3 separate regions of the Mus musculus genome follow, and all the other regions are linked to region 3. The links are chromatin loops, found by intact Hi-C in ENCODE. Cell type or tissue: left cerebral cortex. All regions are shown on one strand. Region 1 overlaps Myo18b (myosin XVIIIb). Region 2 has its middle 9.8 kb from the start of Gm22740. Region 3 overlaps Grk3 (G protein-coupled receptor kinase 3).

Evidence for each region. A loop is a pair of places that touch in the nucleus more often than their neighbours do. Peaks named below come from ENCODE experiments on the same cell type or tissue, not always from the same donor. Only the 100,000 strongest peaks of a DNase experiment are listed, where the experiment ranks them.
Region 1: it touches region 3 in a loop (2.6-fold over the local background); 4 of 42 quality-filtered maps call a loop at or near these places.
Region 2: it touches region 3 in a loop (2.4-fold over the local background); 3 of 42 quality-filtered maps call a loop at or near these places.

Annotation. Positions count from the first base shown.
Region 1 is chr5:112,874,003-112,882,002 of GRCm38, reverse strand. It overlaps Myo18b (myosin XVIIIb), which reads left to right. Exons shown (of 44, transcript NM_028901.2): 2 at 2,425-2,584; 3 at 3,860-4,018; 4 at 6,677-8,000. The coding sequence starts at 2,546. Among named protein-coding and RNA genes, the nearest start is that of Myo18b, 18 kb to the left of the region's middle. In left cerebral cortex, a CTCF peak has its summit at 4,789 (motif pointing left); DNase peaks (open chromatin) are centred at 1,961, 4,472 and 4,723.
Region 2 is chr5:113,049,952-113,057,951 of GRCm38, reverse strand. No RefSeq gene overlaps it. Among named protein-coding and RNA genes, the nearest start is that of Gm22740, 9.8 kb to the right of the region's middle. In left cerebral cortex, a CTCF peak has its summit at 3,423 (motif pointing right); DNase peaks (open chromatin) are centred at 2,710, 3,415, 7,512 and 7,829; H3K27ac peaks cover 460 bases.
Region 3 is chr5:112,929,884-112,937,883 of GRCm38, reverse strand. It overlaps Grk3 (G protein-coupled receptor kinase 3), which reads left to right. Exons shown (of 21, transcript NM_177078.4): 13 at 68-175. Among named protein-coding and RNA genes, the nearest start is that of Myo18b, 38 kb to the right of the region's middle. In left cerebral cortex, CTCF peaks have their summits at 4,550 and 5,944; DNase peaks (open chromatin) are centred at 1,016, 1,546, 4,378 and 5,780; H3K27ac peaks cover 2,878 bases.

The DNA of each region.
Region 1 (8,000 bases), 56 kb after region 3:
GTCCATGGGTTCAGGATTATTCCCCACTTTCCTTTCTGTCAGACTCAGTGTATCAGCCTTATGTTGAGGTCCTTGATCCATCTGGAGTTGGGCTTTGTACGGGATGATAAGTATGGATCTATTTGCATTCTTCTGCATGCAGACATCCTGTTTGACCAGCATTTATTGAAGACACTGTCTATTTTCTAGCGTTCATTTTTTGACTCTGTGTCAAAATTCAGGTGTCCATAGGTGTGTGGACTTAGGCCCAAGTCTTTAGTTTGAGTCTATTGACCACTGATCAGCATGCCTGTCTCTGTGTCAGTGCCATGCTGTTTTAATTAGTCCAGTTCTGAAGTTCAGATTGACACTGGGGATGCTGAGCCCCCCAGCAGTTCTTTTGATATTCAGGGTGGTTTCAGCTGTCCTGGATTTCAATATAAAGCTGAAGAGTGTGGTTGTTTTGTTGTTGTTGTTGTTGGTGGTGGTGGTGGTGTGTATGTGTGTGTGTGTGTGTGTCTGTGTGTAGAATCATGTTGGGATTTTGATGCAAATGACTGTAGGGTTGTGGGGTCCCCGCGTCTACTCTGCCAGAGAGCATGGCCACTCAGGGAGGCAGTACTAGGGAAGTTGACTGCCCTTACCCCACAACTTTGCAGGGCAGATGTTGGGCTGTAGGGAAGCCTTGGGATACCACTCCCGCGGTGGGGAAGCACAGTCTGAGGTGGGGGGTACACAGAGCTGGCTCAGGGGTCCCTGGGCTTGCAAGGAGGCTGGGGCCATCTGGTTCTCAGGCTCTCAAACATCCTGGTGCCACTGGGATCCGAGGAAGAGCTGAGAATGGAGTGGGGGCCCACAGGCTGGATCTAGCCAGGGGGAAAGGGAAAGGGAAAGGGAAAGGGAAAGGGAAAGGGAAAGGGAAAGGGAAAGGGAAAGGGAAAGGGAAAGGGAAAGGGAAAGGGAAAGGGAAAGGGAAAGGTAGAAAGCTCCGACTGGTCCCTTGGGAAGAGTCCTTGACTTGATTTTGGCTTGGTTTTGTTGGTAGCTGTGACTTGGGGCACAGAGAGACCTTCTATGGGAGATTAGACAGAGGCTCTATAGGCAAAGGCCTTCTGCATGACTCCCCATGGTGGACCCTGGTGAAAAGAGGCAGTCCATGCTTTTAAGACATTTATTATCATGGCAGAAAGTGGATGAGTTAAACCGTACCTCACTTCTCAGGGCGGGCCTGAGATTAAATACCTTTTGCAGGAAGGAGTGTCTGGGAAGGAAAGCTGATTAGCTAAGTCTTCAGGCCTGTAGGTAACATTAAAATGGAGATCTGTCTTGAGCCTATGTGACCACAAGTCATGTCCTCTACCTGTGGATGGGTTTGGGGCATTGCCCTTATGTGACTGATGGCCACAAATCTATGGAGGGCTGCAGCTAGTGACAGGGGCCTGGAGCCCGGGAATCAGGCGTAGCACCCCTCATCCCTTTAGGGTCACTGGGGCTTCTAGCCTTAGTTCAACTGGGAAACAGGCTACCTTTCACCGTCCTACAAATGGCCATCTTCTCTGGGATGGATTTCACACATTTGGGTCAGGATAATCTGCACTGTCTTAGTCAGGGTTTCTATTCTGCACAAAACATCATGATAAACAAAACAAAACAACAAGTTGGGAAGGAAAAGGTTTATTCAGCTTACACTTTCACACTGCTGTTCATCACTGAAGGAAGTCAGGGCAGGAACTCAAGCAGGGCAGAAACCTGGAGGCAGGAGCTGATGCAGAAGCCATGGAGGTGTGCTGTTTACTGGCTTGCTTCCCCTGGCTTGCTCAGCCTGCTTTCAACCTAGCACTACCAGCTCAGGGATGGCTCCACCCACCATGGACTAGAGCCTTCCCCATTGATCACTAATTGAGAAAACTCGTTACAGTTGGATCTCACGGAGGCATTTCCTCAAGGGAGGATCCTTTCTCTGTGACAACTCCAGCTTGTGTCAAGATGACACACAAAACCAGCCAGTACACGCACATTCCTTCCAGAAAGCGCCTTTTCTGGAAGGAATCCTGTTCCTCAGCTGAAATGCCCTTCATCTCCACTGGACTGAGTCATGTTGAATCTTCTGGAACTCGATCTCCACGCTGCTTAGGCAGGCATCGTCTTTGTGCAAGCGCCTTGGAGAGACACACACAAGACCGTGTATGTCTCTCCCGAGATGTGACCTTAGGGCACAGGGTTGAGAGGAGGAGTGCCTCACACACTGTCTGCTCAGTGACTGGCAGCCTTATGGCTGGCCCACTGTCATGGGAACGGATGACGGTCTTAGCAGAAGATGGAGTAGTATCTTTTCATTCATGATGTGGTGGGAGCAGAGCCGAGCCCGGTGCTAACCAGTCTCTCTCTCTCTCTCTCTCTCTCTCTCTCTCTCTCTCTCTCTCTCTCTCTCTCTCTCCTATTCAGTGTGTCTGGCTTGTGTCCACTCACCTCATGCTCTCCATGTGTCTGTAAGGCTTCACTCCTCGCCTGCCAGGAGCACTCAGAAGCACAACGTCATCGCCCGAGTCCAGCTACCTGTGTCACCATGGCCATTTCGTCACGCCTTGCCCTGTGGGAGCAGAAGGAAAGTTGTGTTTTGGGGGGCTGGGGTCACAGGGCCAGACTCTACCCTGGCAAGAGGGGCTGTGGCCTGGGTGGCCTGACTCACACCCACACACCCACACGTACCTCAGGCAGGGAATGATGATGGTCTTCTGTCTCTGTGCCTGCCTGGTCTGGATCTGTTGACTCCTTCCCATCCCTTAGCAGGAGGCTGGGAATGGGGGTAGTGTGGCATCTATAGCCCACAGCAGCCTGACAGAGGGCTGAGGCAGGAGGGAGGAGAGAGTGGAGGGGGTGCAGAGGTGGACTGTTGGCTGCCGGTCTAGTGCTAGAGGGTTTCTGTGAATCTACCTCTGGTCACTACAGAGACCTGGACAATGGCTCTTACCTAACCTGGCTATCCTTCCTTTTCCACAGGATTCCTTAAGGGCTCCTTGGTCTCTGATACCTTCCCCTCCTACTTTCTCCTCTCCTTTCCTCCTATTCTTTTTCTTCCCTTTGTATAGACATTATTATTATTATTATTATTTTTGAGACAGGGTTTCTCTGTATAGCCCTGGCTGTCCTGGAACTCACTTTGCAGACCTGCCTGGCCTCGAACACAGAAATCCACCTGCCTCTGCCTCTGCCTCCCAAGTGCTGGGATTAAAGACGTGTGCCACCACCACCTGGTTGTATAGACACTATTATTTAAAAATAAAAAAAAATAAGAACTTTTGTCCATGGTTGGTTCCAGGGATACAGAACCCACAGCGAAGAAAACGGGTGGCATAGGCCATGGTTAAGTCTTCCCAGCCTCTTGGTGGTCCCAGCACACAGGAATAATTGATTATTATTATCTATTACTTCAAGTCCCCAGAAGGCTTCTTCAAGAAGCTGGGAGGTACCACAGAGACAAGCTTGGAGTGCAGTGCATCCTGGGAGTATCCCTGTCTTAGGTGGGAAGAGCATTTTCTTCTGGGGTTTCTCCAGTGGCCCCTTGGGGCCAGAAGCGTGAGGGCAGAGGAGCCTGGTGTCGAGCCACCCCTCCTGACATCTCAGAAGCTGCTCTGAGAGGTGGTTTGGGTTCTTCTCAGGAGGAGACTCTCCAGGCTGAAGCCACCTCTCCCGTACAACCTCTAATGTCCACACTGGTCCATTCTGTCCCCACACCTCTCGGCCTCATGGTGTCCCTCAGAGCCTTTCTGCTCTTCTCTTATGCTTTTCCCCTCAGATCCACCCGGGCATCACACACCATCTGGGGGAAGCCCTGGCCCTGCAGGCTCACTCTCACTTCTCTCCTCGCTTCCACACACAGATTCGAGAAGAAGACAAGAGCCCCCCTCCATCCTCTCCGCCTCCCTTGTTCTCTGTCATCCCTGGGGGCTTCATCAAGCAGCTGGTTCGAGAGACAGAGAAAGAGTCCAAAGAAGCCAGGAGGAGGAAGGCGGCAGCATTCACAGCCCCAGAAGTAGAGGTGAATGGCCCTGTGGGGGCAGAGCACAATGGGGCAGGGCGGGGCGGGGCAGGCGCCTTCCCATTCATATCCTCATATTGTCCTGAGTCAGTCCTCCTTTGCTCTCTGCCCTGCCGTATTCTTCCACTCTCTCTGTTGAGCTCCTATGCAAACTGAAAAGCCCATCTCCAATTGCCGACATCTGGAGAGTCTCACATTGCTCTACCTTTCTTAACTCCCCCATGGTTGCTTTCCTTGAGACCACACAGAGCTCATTTAATCGCATGACTTATTCAGCTATGAATTTCTAAACAGCAGCAGCTGCCTTCCGCTCAGCTGTGCCCTGAAAGTAGCTCTCATGCTCTGAATTAGTTCCTTGTCCCAGGCCAGCCTGGAACTTCTATTTCAGCCCATTCAGTCTCCTGAGTGGCCGTGGTTATAGGCCTGGCCACTGGCTGGTCTCTGTTCATTCATTAAAGCGGAAAAGATGCTGGCATGTCCCTTCCTCGGAGAGCCTGATGTTGAAGCATTGGCATCCTTCTGGGTCGGGCACATGAGCTGGTGGTCCCACACACCAGTGTCCTCCAGCTGCAAGTCTCTCAGCCCCTTCCAAGTCTCTTGGAACATCCACTATCCAACAACTGAAGGCTTTATCCCAGCTAGGTTGTAGATCTTGGATGCTTGCTTCATCTGCTATTCCTTCTGATTGGTATCGATGGGCATCATCAGTCAAAACTGTGTTAGGCAGACAGGGCACCAGTTCCTGCTGCCTCTATACTGCCCTCTTGAGGCAAAGAGAGTTATGGCAGAATTGGGCTGAGAGGACCAGGGATTATAAAAACCAGGTGTTGGCTTAAATCCGGAGTGTCACCCTGGCTCCATCTTTGCTCCCTCCTCCTCCTTGGCCCATTTACACTACACGTGCTTGCACCTGTTTAATGACAGGGGCTTCCCTGTGTCAGCAAGCCACTCACAACTGACTGGAAGCAGCTGTGGGGACAGCAGTTGGGTCTCATTGAAGAGACTGACAGGGTGGCTGGGCCCTGTGCCTGCTCCTGTCTGACTTAAGGAATAAACAGAGGCCACACTTAAATCTCGGATAGGAAGTGGTCCTGTAAAATGTTCCTGTCTATCACCAATGTTCACTTAGTGATTGTGGCACTGTTTAAAACAGTAATGGGGACGGAAGTCACACCTGCTTCTCAGAGGTGGAGACTGAAGCACAGAGAGGTCAAGACACTTTCCTCAAGGTCACCAGGCCAGGTAGAGGCAGAGCCATGCCGTGTAAAGCTCTCTTTCTGGGGCTGCCTGGGAGAGCAGGCAGGTGAGATATAGGAAACAGAGTGGACAGGAGGGGTGGAGAAAAGGTATGCCTGCTGGCCATCAGGACCAGCATGAACAAACATGAGGGCATAGGGAATGGGTGGGTGGGCCAGAACTAGGAGGTATCCAGTGTGGCCAGAGAGTGAGGCGAGTGGACACAGACAGACCCTGAAAAGGCTTGGAGGAACCGAGGGTGTGTTCATGGACTTCCAGTAGACTTGGGGTGGCCACCAATGCCCTGATCAGTGGCCACCAGTGTCTTGATCAGTTGTAAAAGGACAGTTGGCTGATGGGTGATAGATGACTGGGAGGTTGTATGGGATGGGCAGTCGGTTTGAGAACCTGGACGGCTGGAGTGGAAACTGTGCCCCTCCTCCCATCTCCTCCTCTTGAGATCACAGAAGAGCTTTTCACACTCAGCTCGCAAAACTCCACACAGCACGCTTCTGTTATGGAGGGGCCTAAGCTCACAGAAGATAGGAGACAATGGGCCGAAGTTGCCCCACACCTGCACTGAGATGGGAATGCGTATCCTTACTGATGATCTCATCTGGAGGGTTGAGATGTGTTTTAGTCAGGGTTTCTATTCCTGGGCAAACATCACGACCAAGAAGCAAGTTGGGGAGGAAAGGGTTTACTCAGCTTACACTTTCCACATTGCTGTTCATCACCAAGGAAGTCAGGACTGGGATTCAAGTAGGTCAGGAACAGGAGCTGATGCAGAGGCCATGGAGGGATGTTACTTACTGGTTTGTTTCCCCTGGCTTGCTCAGCCTGCTTTCTTAAGGAACCCAAGGCTACCAGCCTAGGGATGGCACCACCCACAGTGGGCCCTCCCACCCACTAATTGAAGAAATGCCTTACTGTTGGATCTCATGGAAGTACCTCTTTAAGGGAGGTTCATTTCTCTGTGATAACTCCAGCTTGTGTCAAGTTGACACAGAAAACCAGCCAGTTACAAGATGGAAATATAACAGATATATCTACAGCAGCTACTGAGGACTGACCGTGTGCTGGGCCACCACCAGTCTTTATATCCACCCTGCATGGCAGGTCTTTATGATCCTTGTGTTATTGTCAAGAAATTGGCTCAGAGAGGAGGAGAAGGAGGTTACCCAACACCACACAGTGAAAAGAGGCAGAGTGGCATTAAACTCCCTTTTGTTGGATTCCCGAGTCTACCTTCCTCCCCCTGATTCTGTGGACCCTCAGCCGCTATCTAGGCTGAACCTCACTGTCAGGCACAGATTCTGAGGATGTCAGAAGGGCTTGGGTTTCTTTGTGTGGGTGAAACTGGGAATGATTGGCTGTTGGTCAGTCATGCAGCAACTAAGCACATTATGGTCTCTTTCCTAGATCCCAGCAGTTCCAACTAACCAAACCAACAAGACCAACAATGTCCCCAAGCCTGGAAGCCAGCAGACTTCCCAGGACAGCTCATCCACCACTCAGAACAGCGCAGACATTCCAGGAAAGGAGCCCCCGGGGGCTGGTGACAAGGACTCCACACCTGTGACCAGCACTAGTGGGGAGAGACCTCAGGAGTCAGGTCCCACAGGAACACCCGCCAAAAGGACACTGCCCTTCAAGAGGGGCGTGAGGAGGGGCGATGTGCTGCTGATGGTGGCCAAGCTGGATCCAGAGTTGGCCAAGGCAGATCAGAAGGTCCAACCTCGTGATGTCCCCGTGGACAAGACCCCAGCTCCAGCCAAAGATTCTGGAGGGACAAAGAAAGGGGTGACCACGGGGACTTCCTCTGCCCCCCAGCCTTCTATGCCTGAGAAGACTAGGACTAGGGGAGTTGGAGATACAGGCCAAAGCACAAAGGGTGGGAAATGTCAGGGCACAGAGGGAAAGGGGAGCCGGGACCCCCAGACCATCGGGCAAAAAGAAGGTGAGTCTCAGAGCACAGAGGAGCAGGGGACCAGGTCCCAAGCTCAGGAGGCAGGAAACAAGGAGCAACTGGGAACAGCAGAGAAAGAAGGAGGGGGTCCCCCAAAGAAGATGGAAAAAGAGGATGAGCCCAAGGTTGCAGGGGCTGAAGTCAGACCTGTGGAACCCCCAGTCCCGCTAAGGAAGTGGGGAGGTTTCTTGGGTTGGAGAAGCAAGTGGGACAGTCCTCAGAGCAAGGACAGAGTAACAGAGTCACATCGTAAGGATGAGAAGACCGGCGACTTGCAAAGCCCAGCGGTAGACAGGAGCTGTGGGCAGCTAGCAGAACCCACAGGGCAGCCATCAGGGCCCACGGGGCAGCCATCAGGGCCCACGGGACAGCTATCAGAGTCCACGGGGCAGCCATCGGGGCCCACGGGGCAGCCAGCGGGACCCACGGGACAGCCAGCAGGGCCCACGGGGCAGCCAGCGGGGCCCACGGGACAGCCAGCAGGGCCCACGGGGCAGCAGCAGGAGGCTCCAGTGAAGATGGAAGGAAAGGTGGGGAGACCTCAGAAAAAGCTGGTGACACCAAGGAAACCCCGAGAGCTCCCTGGGGTGGCAGCGAAGACTCAGAATCCTGAGGAAAGCTGCAAGGCCCCGGATAGGATTCCTACAACGGGGATATCAGCAGAGGCTGCAAAGAGGGACGGCCAGCCAGAGAGCAGGGTGCAGGGAGCCGGGGAGCCCCGTGTGTGCACAGAGGAAGAAGTGGATGTGGTGAAGCCTCAGGCAGAAGGTCACGTAG
Region 2 (8,000 bases), 120 kb before region 3:
AGGAGGGGGAGAGGGAGGGGAAGAGGGAGGGGAGGGGGAGAGGGAGATGGGCAGTTAGCAGGCATCTGGACTGAGGTCTGTAAGAAGAGCCCATTGAAACTTACATCTCTGCCACTCCATAGCCATGTGTCTGAGAATACACCAGTAATGGCTCCCTGAGCTGTTGTTTATTTGATTTACCTTGCAAGTAGCCAGTGTGGCTGATGTTGTGGGCCCCATACAACATGCTGCAGAACAACTCAGGGGTAAGTGACAGGTGCCTCCTGCCACCCTGGCTCTGTCATCACCACAGATGGGGCAGCTGCTTTTTGGGTTGTTCTGTATCTACCAGAGGATCCAAGGCCCTGTTGTGTCCACCACTTCTCAGTACGCATGTGCCCAGGTTTACTGCTCCCTGCTCTTCCTGGGGTGGTTTGGTTTGTCCTGTGACTAGGCTAGGAGATCACAACCCAGGAGGAGGGAGGCTGCTCACCCCAGGGAACCTCTGAGAACCATGCTGTTCTCATGAGGGGTGAGCAGGGACGGAAACATCAGACATGTGTGGGTGGTAACTGGATTCGTCCCTTCTGTGGCTTATGGTATAAGGTGGATGCTGGGGTCTAATTCTCCTCACCTCCCTTCTGATAGCTCTGAATATCATTTAAAAATTTAGCATACTCGAGCCTCAAGCTCCACCCACCCTCCCACCCCCCTCCGCACTGCCATGGTTTGCACAGCTCTTAAGAGAGTCTCCTTAACCCCAGGACACATATCCAACACCTCTGAGTGTTTCAGAGCTTTGCTCTCGGATCTTGCTTTTTCTAAAGTTGATTTCTGTGTTGAATGTGGTAAGACCCAGTTTCTCCTTTTTTTTTTAATTTTCACTCTTGGCAGCTGCTGGCCTGCAGGGCACTGAAGAACCCTACACGGGGTCTGTTCATGGGCTGTCTGCTCTGCCCCTGTCATCTATGTCTTCTGACCCTGTTGTTATCAAACCTCTACTTTGTAGGCGGGGTGACAACCTCCAAGGGTTTAGTCTGCAAGAAAGCTTGGACACTCTTGTTCATCTAAAGGTTCTTTAGAGGCCCCCCTCCCTCCTCCCAACATGGGAAAATGGGAAACTGAGGGGGTATATCAGTCTGTGCCCTGTTACTGTAACAAAATACCAGAGGCTGGCTACTTGCAAAGCAAGAGGTTGGTTCCACAGGCTGGCAGCCACCTCTGGACAAAAAAAGTCCCTTTTGGAAGGGTGAAAGGGTAGAACAATGAAGGGAACCAACTGTGGGCACAAGGGGCTGAGCTGACTCTGGTAAGGATGTCCCGCATGCCCACCTCTACAAGACCAGATTCATGACTTTCAAAGATGCAGTCCCAATGACTTTAGCCCCCTGTTCTAGATCTTGCCTCTTTAAAATGTTTAAGATTTATTATTTCCTGTTATTCATATGAGTGTTTTATCTGCATGTACACATATGCACCTCATGCATACTTGGTACTGGATTTCCCCCAAACTGGGATTATTATGGGTGGTTGGGGATCATTGTGTGGATGCTGAGAATCAAATCCAGGTCCTCTGCAAAAGTATCTGGTGCTTTTAGCCACTGAGCATCTCTCTAGCTCCACAGCCCCGAATCACCTCTCAGCACCACCACACAGTGTGTGTATGGCGGGAAAAGTGTCCACAATGTGTGTGTTTGTGTATGTGTGCGTGGGGGGGCTATTACTTACAGCAGCTGAGCTGTGGGAGGCCCACTTGACCCATAAGTGGACCAATATGTTACAACACAGTACAATATAATACAATGTTACAATACAGTACAATACAATGTTAATGGCTTCTTCTTCTGATTCTTGCTCATTCTTCAACCACCACTATCAAGGGTCTACTTTCTTCCTGGGACTAAACAAGATGGGGAGTTAAGCCCAGGTGATTATTATTGATCGAGTTGCCTCACTCATGACTTGCAAACCTGCCCCCAGGAGCTCAGAAGGCGGGGATGGGAGGGGGCAAGCATTCTTTGGATGCTGGTTGGAACAGATATAATGAAATGGTCCTAGAGTCGAGGCCCCTAATCCCACATGAGGTGTCCTTATGAGAAGGAGAAATAGACACAAACACACAGCCATGGAGAGTTATGTGGGATTGCTGGTCTCGCTGTCAACTTGATGGGACTCACCTGTGGGACATGCTCTGTGTGAGTCTTCGAGGGGATGGCCAGGAAGAGTAACCAAGGGTGATGCCCACCCTCAAGAAGCAGCACCTTCCAACGGAAGGCTTGGATATAAAGAAGTGTACTGATGGGGGGCAGGTGGGCCCACCTGCCTCCACTCCTGCCCGAGAGAGTGCGACCGCTGCTGTGGCTTGTCCTTCGTGGACACTAGCCTTCAGTGTCTTCAGCCTTGCTGTGTGGACTCGACACCAGCCCCCCCACAGAAACTTCTTGAAGAGCTATCCTGGGACTTCCTTGCATCTAGCTTCATTGACTGAAAGGCCCCTGGGTTCTCTGGATATTCACTGTGGGAGGAGCCATTGTTGGATGATCAAGCCCGGCTGAGCCAACGAAATAATTATCTTTTTTATTATGTATTTTACTACATCATTTCTTTATTGGTTCTGTCCCTCTAGGGAGCCCCAACACACCACACTAAGAACGGTATATTGCTTTCATCACCGGAGTAAGAACGTTGGAGGCAGCAGACTGGTGGAGCTGGCTCCCTGCAACCTGTGGGAGGAGCTGATCTGACAACACTTCAACCAAACAGGAACAACACCCACCTAGTTCTCTGTCCCAGACCCTCCCCCTCCCCTGCCCCAACTCACAGGATGGTGGCAAGAGAAAAGAGCCACCCCTAGGACAGATGAGGTCATCCTAAGTGTCGCAGTTTAAGTGGAGGTGTGGAGGTGTGGAATTTCCCAGGTGAAGTTGAGGTGATCCTTGGGGTGTTGGCATCCTCACTTCGTGGCGATGGCTTCCAGGAGCCAGTGCCCCAGGAGGAAGGTGCAGCTGAGTGACACTTTCTGAGTAGCTCCTCTTTCTCCCGAGGCATCCCAGGTCAGGTGGAGATGCTCAGGTTTGGGAGGAAGGGGCAAAGGTCTCACCAGTCAATGAGGCTATCTAGTGGTGGCCATCCTCAGAAAACAACCCCACCTTCCATTGAGACTCTGGAACATAGGGCGTGGCTTCCATAGGGTGGGACAGGGACTTGGTGTGTGAAATCCAGCAGGTCATAGGTTCTCTTGGGCCTGGATTCAAGGACTTGGTGGCTAGTCTTAGTCCCTGGCCCCCTTGGTCACTGTAGGGTGTTTTCTGTCCACCCCGCCCCCTTCTTTCATCCCCCACTTTTCCTGGAAGGCCACATACCGTCTCTCTGGCCTCCAAGGACCTATCAGCCCCTCTTCCCAGCCTTCGGGGAGCCATTTCCCGCACTGGCCACGAGGTGTCAGCAAAGTGCCATCCCCAGCATTCTGTCAGTCGCCGAGGTGAGCAGGGCCTCGCGTGCGCCCTGGCAATTGAATTGCTGGGAGGCTGAGCCCTCGGGGGTCCAACGCAGGAGCACTCGCAAGGACTCTGGAAATACAAGATGAGTGCAGGGAATGATCAGCATTTCGTCTCATGCTTCCAATCCCCGGCACAAAAGAACACAAACCACCACGGAGACAAAATAAATAAAACTGTTTTATTTTTGGCCTCATAGAGGCCAGGTCGCTTGGAGTCGCTCAGTTTCTTTTGGGTCTCTGCGCTGACCGCCTCGCGTGGGCACCCACGAGCCTTTCTGGTGCCTTCCGCACGAAGGACCCTGCGCATGTGTAAATCACAGCACCGACCAAGTCCCACGAAACTTCAGGAATCTTAAATTTGAATTTCAGTGGTGGAGCACGCCTTTAATCCCAGCTCTTGGGAGGCAGAGGCAGGTGGATTTCTGAGTTTGAGGCCAGCCTGGTCTACAGAGTGACTTCCAAGACAGCCAGGGCTACACAGAGAAACCCTGTCTCGAAAAAAACCAAAAAACCCGGATCTTTCTTAGGCCCTCCCAGCCCCCAAGCATTTAAAATATGAAAACATTGTGTAAAAGGATTTGTTGTGTGGCTGGGAACACACTGGCGCCATCCTAAATACCACATTCCCACATGGCAAGTGTTCCATGAAATTTTGTAGTCACGGAACAAAAGAAAGTCACAAATCAAGGCACTTTTAAAACACTAGAGGTGGCATCAGGTAAGAGGGTTACAGTAACGCAGAGACATCACAGCTACATCCCAGGTGCTGTCCGATAGCTTTCTCAGCCTGTTGGTTGGTGGACACTAGGGGTGTGTTCATACATTACAAAGGAAGTACCTAATGGTTGCAAAAGCAGCTGGATCAGGCACGGAAAAAGTCAATATATATCAAAGGGCCAAAGATACCCCAAGATCATTTGGCCCTGGACTTGGCAACATTTCAACCTGCCCATGTTGCTACATTTCTGATCAGCCACCTAGCCTTGGTAGACTTTCTATTGCTATGATAAACACCTCGAACTTAGGGAGGAAAGGGTTTATTTGGCTTACACTTCCCCATTGCTGTTCATCACTGAAGGAAGCCAAGACAGGAACTCAAGCAGGGCAGGAACCTGGACGCAGGAGCTGATGCAGAGGCCATGGAGGGATGCTGCTTATTGGCTTGCTCCCTGTGGCTTGCTTAGCCTGCTTTCTTAGAGAACCCAGAACCACCAGCTAGCTCAAAGATGGCTCTGCCCACAATGGGCTGGGCCCTCCCCCATCGAAAATATCCCACGTTTGCCTACAGTCTGATCCCATGGAGGCGTTTTCTCAACTGATGCTTCCTCCTCTCTGATGACTCTAGCTTGTGTCTAGTTGACACAAAACCAGCCAGTACACAGACAGCCTTTTTCCTCCAGTTCTCCTTCAGAACATAGATCAGGGTAGCTCTGCTGCAGGCCTCAGGTGATATTTGGTGACATTCTTAGCTCTTGGGTTGGCTAGTGACATGTTAACATCCTTCAAAAATGTTTCTCTTGGAAGTCAGACGTTCTGGCATCCCTCGCTCAGCCATCTTCCCCGCCCCTCTGTCTTTCCTTCCTCCAGCTCCAGATAGGGGCTTTCTATCTGCCCACATCGACCCTGATTCATCTACCCTCACCAGACCCCCACCATCAGCTCATCAGCCCCTCCCCCCGCAACTGTGTTGGCCCATAGCAGGCTTCCCTATTGGACTTTGAGCTTCACCTGGACAGAACCCTGGTTAGCTCACCCCAGGGTCCCCAGTGTGTCACACAGCCCCTGAGACAGAGCAGGTATGTGACAGCTCATAGCCGAGCAAACGTGTGAAGGCGTCCCCTCCTTACCTCCTTACCCCCAGATTTCAAGTGCAGATATTCTTGGTAGGAAGGAATCATTGGGGGCTCACAGTGGGGTGTGCCTTCACTTGTACCCCAGGGAACTCACTCCACCTTGGCTGGATGGGGTCCTAGGACCGCTGTGTCTCCTCTCGGTTTCTCTACCTTCCCACCGTCTCACTTGCACATGCGCTCATGGTGTGAAAGACAGATCCACCAGGAGCCAATGGCTTTTATTTGAAGTCTGTTCCACTTAGCAGCGGCCTTTGCCACTCCCGCAGGCTCCCATCAGGCACTGGAGAAGCCATCAGCACCTGGCTTATTTGCTTCCACACAACGGTGGATGCCTCACACCTGACACAGGAGCCACAGAGTGAGAGATGGAAGATTGCTCATTTCCCCAGCTGCCCGTGGGTTCTTTGCAGCCTCTGCCCCACGTTGCATCTCAGCCTCTCTGGCTGGACATTGGGTGGAGGGGATGGAGAGTGAGGATCAGAGCTTTTGGAGGTTTCTTGTAGAGATGTCGGTGGCCTGGCACAATGGTCCCAGGTTTTTAAAAAAACGCTGTCTCATTATTTCATTATTTTATGTGTATTCTTGTTCTTCATGTATGCTTGTGAGCCTTTGCATGCCTGATGCCCCCAGAGACCAGAAGAGAGCATCAGTCCCCGTCCCCCGCTCCCCGGACCTGGAGTTATAGATAGTTGTAAGCTACCATGTGGGTACTGGGACCAGACACCAGGTCCTCTACAGGAGCAGCTGGTGCCCTTAACCATTGGGCCATCTTTCTAAACCTACACAGGTGGTTTTGTAGCTTTTTGGCTAATTCCTTGGACCGTGTCCTTCTCCTTACTGAAGTGAAGTCTCAGTGAAGGCAGATGCCAGACCCAGTTCCCAGTTTGTTTAGTCCCCAAAGAGTAAACAAAAGGAGAGAGTAAAAAGAGAAAAAGAGAAGGAACTCTGTAGAGCTCTTTCACACACCATTCACACATGGCTGTTCACACACATACCCGTCCACACATGGGTACATGGGTGCTCATACACACACACACACACACATACACACACACACACACACACACACACACACATCCACATATGGTTGTTCACATGCACACACCCATCCACACGTGGCTGCACACACACATGCACACACACACACACACACACACACACACCATCCACATGTGGCTGCACACACACATGCACACACACATACACACACACACACACACACCATCCACATGTGGCTGCACACACACATGCACACACACACACACACACACACCATCCACATATGGCTGCTCACATGCACACACCATGTACATGTGGCTCCTCACACACATATACACACTCACAAACACACACACACACCATCCACATGTAGCTGCTCACATGTACATCCATTTACATATGGCTATTCATGTGCACACACCATTCATATGTGGCTGTATACACACACACACACACACACACACACACACACACCATCCTCAAGTGGCTGTTCACACACACATGTGCTTCCACACCTGCATCTAACCCCTAACTTACTTCTGTGTTTTCATCTACTCATTTGGACTCTCTCCACAGACTTTTGGCCATGGACCGGGTACTGTGGGAACTGGGCTGTGGAGGAAGAGCAGGCATCTTTGTCAGCCAGGGAGCATCTGTGAAGTAGCACGGACAGCCCATTTGGCCTCTCAACTGTTTCCACAGCATCGGTTGTTTTTAATGAAAAGAACTGGAGTTCAGCCTTGATTTATACAGGAAGTTGTTAGAAAACAACAGAGAAGAAAAGCAACACACACACACACACACACACACACACACACACACACACACACACAGCTCTGGGAAGGTGCCAGGGGGACGGAGACGTCCACCTTTTCCAGGGAATGCACTGGTGAGCTCTGGACAAATTCAGAGTGAGGTGTCCCCTGGTGCCACGGCCTTGAGGACAGTGCATGTGGATGCTATGGGATGTCGAGGCTGGCCTCCACTGTGTGAGAAATGTGAACAGACTTCACCCTGTGTCTGGGACACTAGGGTGCAGGGTGAGACCTCTGAGGGCTTGTGTGGGAGGTGAGAGAGCTTCCTATGTGAGGATGCTCTGTGGTCCTCTCTTTTACATGCGCTGATGAGTCAGAGTGTATTATTCTGCTTTCTGCTTGAGATATTTTGTTTACAGAGTTCCCACAGATACTGTGTTCTGTTGTAACCAGTTTTGCTGGTTCAGAGAAATGTGTGTGTGTGTGTGTGTGTGTGTGTGTGTAACTGTCACACAAAACCAGGCTCAGATGTGATGTATGGGAAACTATATGATGTTCCAATCCACACAGCTTTCTTTGAGATTGCACTCCTTGGGCATGTGTTGTGGGTGTCTTGGAGGAAGGAGACAGGCTCAGAAGGGCTGGGAGACTTGTAGACTCTGACTGGGTAGACTCTGCTGGTGGGCTCAGCATCACAGCACTCAGGGACCTGCCAGTCTCATTCCATAGTCCCCACTGTGCCCTGGCCTGAACCCCAAGCTTGGCCCCCTACTGTGTTTTTGCAGGGAGTGGAGCACATACAAACTGGACCACATGGCCTCTCAGAAACTGCCACCAAGTGCTGGTATCTTAGCAACCACAGGATCAAAACAAGCTTGGAATAAAAGATGGGGAAGGAGGGAGAGGAAACAACCC
Region 3 (8,000 bases):
TGCAATGGGTCAGCCTCCTGATTTCTGAGTGAGTGTACTCCTGTGACCATCTCCTTTCCCTCCCCAGGGGCACCCATGGGTACATGGCTCCCGAGGTGTTGCAGAAGGGAACGTGCTATGACAGCAGCGCCGACTGGTTCTCCCTGGGCTGTATGCTCTTCAAGCTTCTGCGGGGGTGAGTGGAACGCAGACGTCCCGTCCTGGGGATACTTGGATTGAGTGTAGCTTCCTGGGTGGAGGTTAGCTCCGTGGTAGAGGACTTGCTTCATGAACCTGGCGCCCTGGGTTCCATCCTCAGGAACCCAAGTATTTCCACTGTCGGCAGTGTTCTGAGACTAGGCAAAAGTATTAATGCCATGGATGTCTGGAGAAGGGGGGATTGGTCTCCCCACCCCAACTCCATGTACAGATGACTCCTGAGCCTTGAGCATCTGGGGAGTTGTGGGCTGTGTGTGAAAGAGCCAAAGTAGCACTTCCTGAAAAGTCTGCATTTCTCCCTGAGCCTGCTGCAACTGTGTCTGATGCTGACCCTTCCTGCTAGGCTGTGTTCTAGGCTATGGGGAACGATGAGCTGGACCTTAGGGGAGTGCGCCCCAAGGCGTGTCCTCCTACTGGATGGCTGACAGCTTTGCTCATACTTGTGTGCCTTTCTAGAGGTTTCAGCTGGTTTTAACTGGGAGTGTGAGTCTAGAGGAGCCCAGGTGTGTCCTCCATTTTCACTAAAAGGTCAAAGAAAGGCTCTCGTCCCCACTTGCTATCCAGATTCCCCTCTTATCAGTTGCCTACAAGCCTGCTCCCACAGCTCTCTGTGGGCTCACTGTGCCCCTGGGAAAACTCACTGAGTGTACCGTGGTCACTCTATGTCGTATTTGGTGAGTTTGAAGAGCTGTTGAACTCCAACAGCCCTCCCAACTTGGCTCCAAGTACGACTCAGTACATCCTGGGTGCTTCTGTAATCCAATTCTGCTGTGCCCGTTGTATAACCCGAGAATCTAAAATTATATTACCACTGAGAAAGTCGGGTCTGTTATTCCATAATTGTGTTACCAGTACCATGTTGGTGGAGCCCAGGCGCCCTTAATTTCCTCGGCCAGACTAGCTGACCTGATTAGCATTTATGCTAGCCATAGGAAGTCATTTCCCAGGGAGGACCCCTTTCTCTCCACCCCACCCCCACTGCAGTCACCGCAGATTCAGGGAGACACCCAGGAGCCCCTCCGGTTCCCTCTGGAGATGCAGAGTCTGAGCTTCGAGAGTCCAAGTTGACTCACAGGATACAAGATATGAGAGTCCCCAATAAAGTGCCCCAGGGAACCAGTGCAAACCTGGCAAGGCTACGATTTGCTTCTTCGTTGCCCTCCCTAGCTGTTTATAAAAACAGCCCATGCTTGTAGCCTGGAGAGGGTCCGAGATCACATGACTTTGTGTCTGAAGAGTCAGCTCTTCTAATTATCACCTCCGTCCTGTGCAGCTGTGATTTGTGCATCTCAGGGTGAGTTTTACAGAGCCGAAGTTTGAGCTGAGTCTGTCTCAATGAGAAGATAAAAGTCCTTGACAGAGTCCTCCTCTCCTGTGGTGGGAGGTTTTTTTGTCACAGACCCAAAGGCCTCTGAGGATGGTCCTAGGGACAATTGTGGAGAGATGTGGGAGAGCTGAAAGCCAGAGAGAGTGGGCACAGCTCGAGTGACCAAAATGCCAGACTGCAGACCTTAAAAAGAGCATCTCACGGAAGGCTGGTTCAGGCAGGAAAAACACTGGCCTGGCGAGGTGGCTCAGCAGGTAAAGGTACCTGTCACCAAGCCTGAGGACCTGAGTTCAATCCCTGGGATTCACATGGTGAAGGAGATGAACCCACTCATGAAAGTTATCCTCTGACTTCCATAGCCCCCCCCCGTGCACAGGTGCATATGTACACGTACACACACACACATGCATGTGTGCACATGCACACATGCATACTTGCATACACACACATACACCAATGCACACATGCATGTGTGCACATACACACACTCATACCTGCGCACACACACTTCCAACACACATGCATGTGTGTGCATACACACATGCATCCTTGCACACGCACACACGCACACACGCACACACACACACACGTGGGGAGAATGAGTGTAAACAAGGATAAGACTGAAGACATCATCGAAGAATCTTTTATGTGTGCAAGCCTCTAGCTGCCCAAGGACTGTTGGACTTTTTCCATAGCCAGTTCCAGGTCATTGTCTCCAGATCATTTCCTGAGTCCGGAGGAAGAATCTCTGGCATGTCTGGAAAATGGGCTTTGATGCATCCTCCCCACCCAGCTTCTCTCTCCTCTGCTTACCCAAAAGCCCTTCCAGGCAGTGGTATAGCACCACAAGCAAAGAACAGTAAATGAGTTCCGACTCCGATGATTTAAGCTTGATATGCATTTATTGAGTACTTAGGGCACACGAGGGGCTTTGCTCGATGCAGAGGAGAGGAGGACAAGGGAGAGGGTGGGCTCCCCTGAGTCCTGGGAGCTCGGAAGCTCAGAAATGGGAGACCCATTCTGACCAAGTGGAGTGACTGTGGGAGATGGTTCTCTCAAGCTGGAGAAGATGTTTCAGGGACAGGTGCAGCTCACCATTGGGATCCAGCGAGTGGTAATTGCTGTCTCAGATAGGGAGTGTTAGAGGAAGCAAGGAAGACCCCAGAGAGCATTTGTGTATGCTATGGAGCATGGTGGCCTTGTTTCCTGGTGGTGGGTACTGAGAGTTTTTAAAGGGATGACAGAGCCACGCGATCTGCAGAAAGATGATCCTGGAAGTCCCATGTGATGGTTTATATATGCTTGGCCCAGGGAGTGATACTATTAGGAGGTGTGACCTTGTTGGAGTAGGTATGGCCTTGTTTGAGTAGGTGTGTCACTGTGGGTGTGGGCTTAAGACCCTCAGACCCTCATTCTAGCTGGCTGGAAGTGAGTATTTTGCTAGCAACTTCAGATGGAGGTGTAGAACTCTGAGCTCCTCCTGTACCATGCCTGCCTGGATGCTGCCATGCTCCCACCTTGATGATAATGGACTGAACCTCTGATCATGTAAGCCAGCCCCAATTAAATATTGTCCCTTATAAGACTTGCCTTGGTCATGGTGTCTGTCCACAGCATTAAAACTCCGAGACACCGTATATAGTGTCAGAGGGACAGAGACAGAAGCAAGAGGCCCACAGAAAGGCACCATGCGCCTGAGCCTCAGTGGCAGAGGGTTGGAGGGACACAACAGCATTATAGAGTCTGTGCAGACAGTGCAGGGACATCCATTCCAGGCACAGGATGGGGTTTTGCTCTCGGAGGGGCATGCTTCAGGCTGAACCAATGCTCACAGGGACCTTTCCTGTGCATGGCTGTATGGTGTGTTTGCAGAAGGAGGACCTGAGGCTGGAGAGATGGCTCAGGGTGAGGGGCAGTCACTGTTCTGACAGAGGACTCCGGTTTGATTCCCAGCACCCACCTATCCGCCCATGGCCACCTGTCACTGCAGTTCCAGGGACTCTGGCTCATTTCTCTGGCCACAGCTGGCCCTGTGGGCACATGGTGCATAGATGCATGCAAGCGAACATAAAGTATACATGCACATAACTTACACATATACATGAAGCATACATGCACATACAGTACATGTGCACATACAGTGCATGTGAACATAAAGCACACTTGCACATACAGTACACACACAAATAAAGACATCTTAAAGGAGGAGCAACTAGGCTGGGGGCCTTCCTTACCCCAGCTGTAAATGACAGGAAACGCCACCCACGAATCTGCACTCAGGGAGGCTCGGCACTGTTCTGCATCTTGCACAAGAGGCTCCGAAGCTGCCCTTCATCGGCTCTGAGGAGAGACAATGTCTGGGGCAGGACACTGAGTACACAGAGCTTGGCCTGGTGGGATCCTGCTCACCTGGGGCAGCCTGTTCCTTTCCTAGCCCATCTTAGGGCAGCCATAGCCAGACAACCAGCAACCCTCGGCTCCAATCTCCAGGGATGCTCTGCACTCCTTGGGGACAGTTTTGGTTGTCATAGCTTGGATGCATGGGCACTACTCAAGTACCCAAGTGCACAGGAGAGTCCCTGTCCCCAGCAGAATTGTGGGAACCAAGAACTCTCCCTCTGGGGAAGGCTCCTCCCCCGCATGTGTCTTCCATCTGGCTGGGCTGTGGCCTGGGGGCGGGGTTAAGTGCCCCTGGAATTACTGACTTTCTTCCATAGGGGAGATGGGACCATTTGTAGCTGTTTCACTGTTATTGGCTTAAACTCCCAAAGGCATATTTGATATGACACACAGTCTCTCTTGCCTTCTGAAATTAAATTGTGGGAGTGTTTAATCATAATGTCATATTGGTTTGGGCTCAGTGTCAACCCTGTGGGTTTGAAGCATCTGTGGTAGGAGTGTGTGGGCCTCCTGGCAGGTGTAGGTGGTGTGTGCTCAGTGCTACGGTATCTAATTAAGAGCTCTGTACTTGTGCTGGGGTCTGGACTCTCTCCCGAGTTTCTCCACTGTGGTCAGAAGCCGCCTGGTGCTGGGGAGTGTGTCCTGCACTCGGGGTTGATGACAGCCTGGTGCAGGACACCTATTTACAGAGCCTGTATCAGGGAACGGCTGCCATCTGTGGTCTGCGAGTGCCACTCCTTCTCAAAATAGAGATGTTACTATCTGAGGGTAGCCCCCCACCCCCTTTAACATTTTTAGAAATAGAAAGCCAAATCCCAGACTTGGTTCACAAAGAGTAATCAAGACCGTATTGGCAGCACATGTGCGGGGAGCTGGATGAGAACACTCAAGTGTTACCCATGAGGCAGCGCAAGGGTGAAGAGCTGGAGACCCAGCTTCCCATGATGCTTGCTGGCTCAGATGTGTTCCTGCTGAACTTGTTAAAGAGACCTGTGGATCTAGGGATGGGCGGGAGGGTTGGCATAGGAAGGACCTGAGGCTTTCTCTGACTCTGACTGTTTTGTGCAATCGAAACAGAATCATAACAGAATTATAGCAGACAGGATTTATTTGGGCTTGTGCTCCTGAAAGAGCATTTAGCCAGCAACCTGAGGGACCTTCTATACCACCATTAAAGACTCTGGCCAGGGTACCGTGTGAGACAGCAGGAGAGGGGAGCGAGGACAGTCCTGGAAGCCAGATTCACCTCTCTAACTCAATCCCTTCCTGGGGCTGCAGCCCCCTCCTGACCTGGACTTTGAAAGACCCCACCTTCTCACATGACTGATACATTTCAGCAGGATTTTGGGATGACTTTTGCACCGTGTCAGAGGTCAAGGCTTTGCACTCACAGCCACGAGCATACATTTAAGTTCAAGGTCCTCAGAAGTCCCTCACCCTGTGAGAAACACCATGGGGTTGAGACGGCAGGGCAACAGACAGACAGACTGGCAGTGTGGCTTGGCATCCTTCTCTCCGGACCTCAACGCAATGACATTTCTGAGGATCTATACAAAAGAGAGCGTCCGAGTGTGAAGTGTACTGATTCCAAGCAGGGTGTTGCCAGGAACAAGAGAAGGCTGTCTCCTGTGTGCTCAGTCTTTATTATTTTATGTTCGATGGTGTCTCCAGCAGTCCGTGCTTGACTGGAGTGCCCGCCTAGCTGAGGGTGGCCTTGAACCCTGGATGCTTCTGCCTCTCACACCTCCCTTGCTGGCATGCACCACCACATCGGGCTCTCCATTTCCTTTTTTGAGCACAGTAATTGCACATTTTTCTCCTTGGAAACAAGGCGAAAAGAATATTTCCAATCAAATCTATTTAAAGATTATAGCACATCCTTGGTGAGTGCCAATTTGCCTTGTTGGGATTTTTTTTTTTTTGTTCAAATCAGGGCTTTTAGGAACTGGTGATTACTTTGTAGTTCTGCTGAGACACTGGAGCGCCCTCTCTCACACAGAGGGAGGAGAAGGAGCTGGCCACTCCTTGCCTGCAGCAGGAGGAGGCAGCCTGGAGCACCTGTGACTGGAACTCATTCCTTTAGAGTGGCCTCAATTGTGGATACCATGCATTGCTGCACTCTGGGAAGTCAGCCTCGGAATGGTTTCCACAGGATCTTGCTTTGCCTTATATCTTATGTACCTTGTAAAGGGGCAGGGTCACTGCATAAGTGTGCCCTTCTGTAAGGAAGCCTCAGCCCTAGCTGGCCCTTCATCAATTTCAAATACATCGATAGGCTGTGCGTTCTAACTTACAAATTGAAAATACTGGTTAGCGATAAAATTTCCCTTCAAAGCTCACTTCTGCAGAATTTCAAAGACACAAAAGATGTGGCTCACACTTGAAATGCCAGCACACTGGAAGCTAAGGCAGGAGGACTGAAGTAAATTTGAGGCAGCCTGGGCTGCATAGAGACCCCCTCCCAGTGTGTGTGTGTGTGTATGTGTGTGTATGTATATATGTATGCATATGTGTCTGTATGTGTGTCTGTCCACTCTCATGTGGAGTGTGTGCATGTGTGTGTGTTATATGCATGTGTGTATGTATGTATATGTGCATATGTGTATGTATGTGTGTGCACGTGTGTATGTACATATATGTATGCATGTGTGTATGTACATATATGTATGCATGTGTGTGCATGTACATATGTGTATGCATGCATGTGTGCATGTGTGTATGCACACATATGTGTATGAATGTATATGTATGTATGTCTGTGTGTCTATGTTTCAGTTCACTCACATGTGGTATGTATGTATGTATGTGTGTGTTATGTGTATATATATATGTATGTATATATATATATATATGTATGTATATATATATATATATTTATGTGTGTACATGCATATTTGCCTGTATGCATGTGTGTATGCACGCATGTGTGTATGATATATATGTATGAATGTATACGGGTGTGTCTATGTCTGTGTGTATATGAATGTATACATATGTGTGTATGTGTGTTATGCGACTATATAGCACCCCCAGATGTTTATGCAAAACTTCACATTGAGCACATCACAGACACACAGAGCCAGGCTCACCCACAGCTAGGCTATAGAAGCAGCCCAGGTGTCTGTCATCAGAGGCATCGATGAAGACAATACAGAATTGTTTTCAGCCATGAGGGAAAATGAAGTTCAGCTGTTTGTAGTGAAATGGCTGCTCTGGAGCTAATCACGGCAAACTGAGTCCGTCCCAGAAAGACAAACATTATGTGTGTCTTGTCACTGTGGTCCCAGACTTTAGAGAGTCATAAAAATCATATATGTGTGAATTACAGGAAAGAATTGAAGCTGGGGAGCAGAGGGGAGAAAGGGGGTACATGGAGACATTGGTGGGAATGGGGAGAGAGAAGAGGGAATGGGGGAGAAGGGGAACAGAGGGGGGAGGAGAGGGGAGAAGGGAGAAGCAGGGCGCAGGGCAACATGATGTACATGCCTGAAAACAGCCTCGTGAGACTCTGTATGAGAATAATAGCTTTAAAAGGCAAGAGAAAGAAATATAAATAACATAGCAAAGAGGAGTCCTTTTCCGGCCTTACCAAGCTGGACTGGGCTCTTACTTGACAACTGACTGCCATATTTGGCACCTGCTGTTTACTGCCACGGACTTGGTTCCTCACACTCTGTGAGGCATGCATCCCAAGCCACTGTCTGCAGGTAGGTTTGGCTATGGAAGGTTTTGTGTGGTCAGGCCACCGGACCCCAGCTTTCCTGACTCCTCCTGGGTGAAACACATCTGGGCCAGCTATTGTGGTCCTTTGTCACCAAGGCGGTGTTTGTGGTAGGCACCTTGGCTTCTAGGCCGATTCACACTTACCTGGGGACTCTTGGGGGCGGGGGGTGTCCAGGCTGTTTTAGGAGCCAGACTGCAGAAGTCTGCACTGTAGCTGTGGCATCTCTCACCCCTCCTGCACATGGCTGCCTGGGGCTTGTGTTCTGCTGGTGATTTTGGTAGAAGAAGCCTATCTCACTGCCACAATGACACTGTTGCTGCAGCGAGGACCAAGGACTTGTCTGGCTCATTC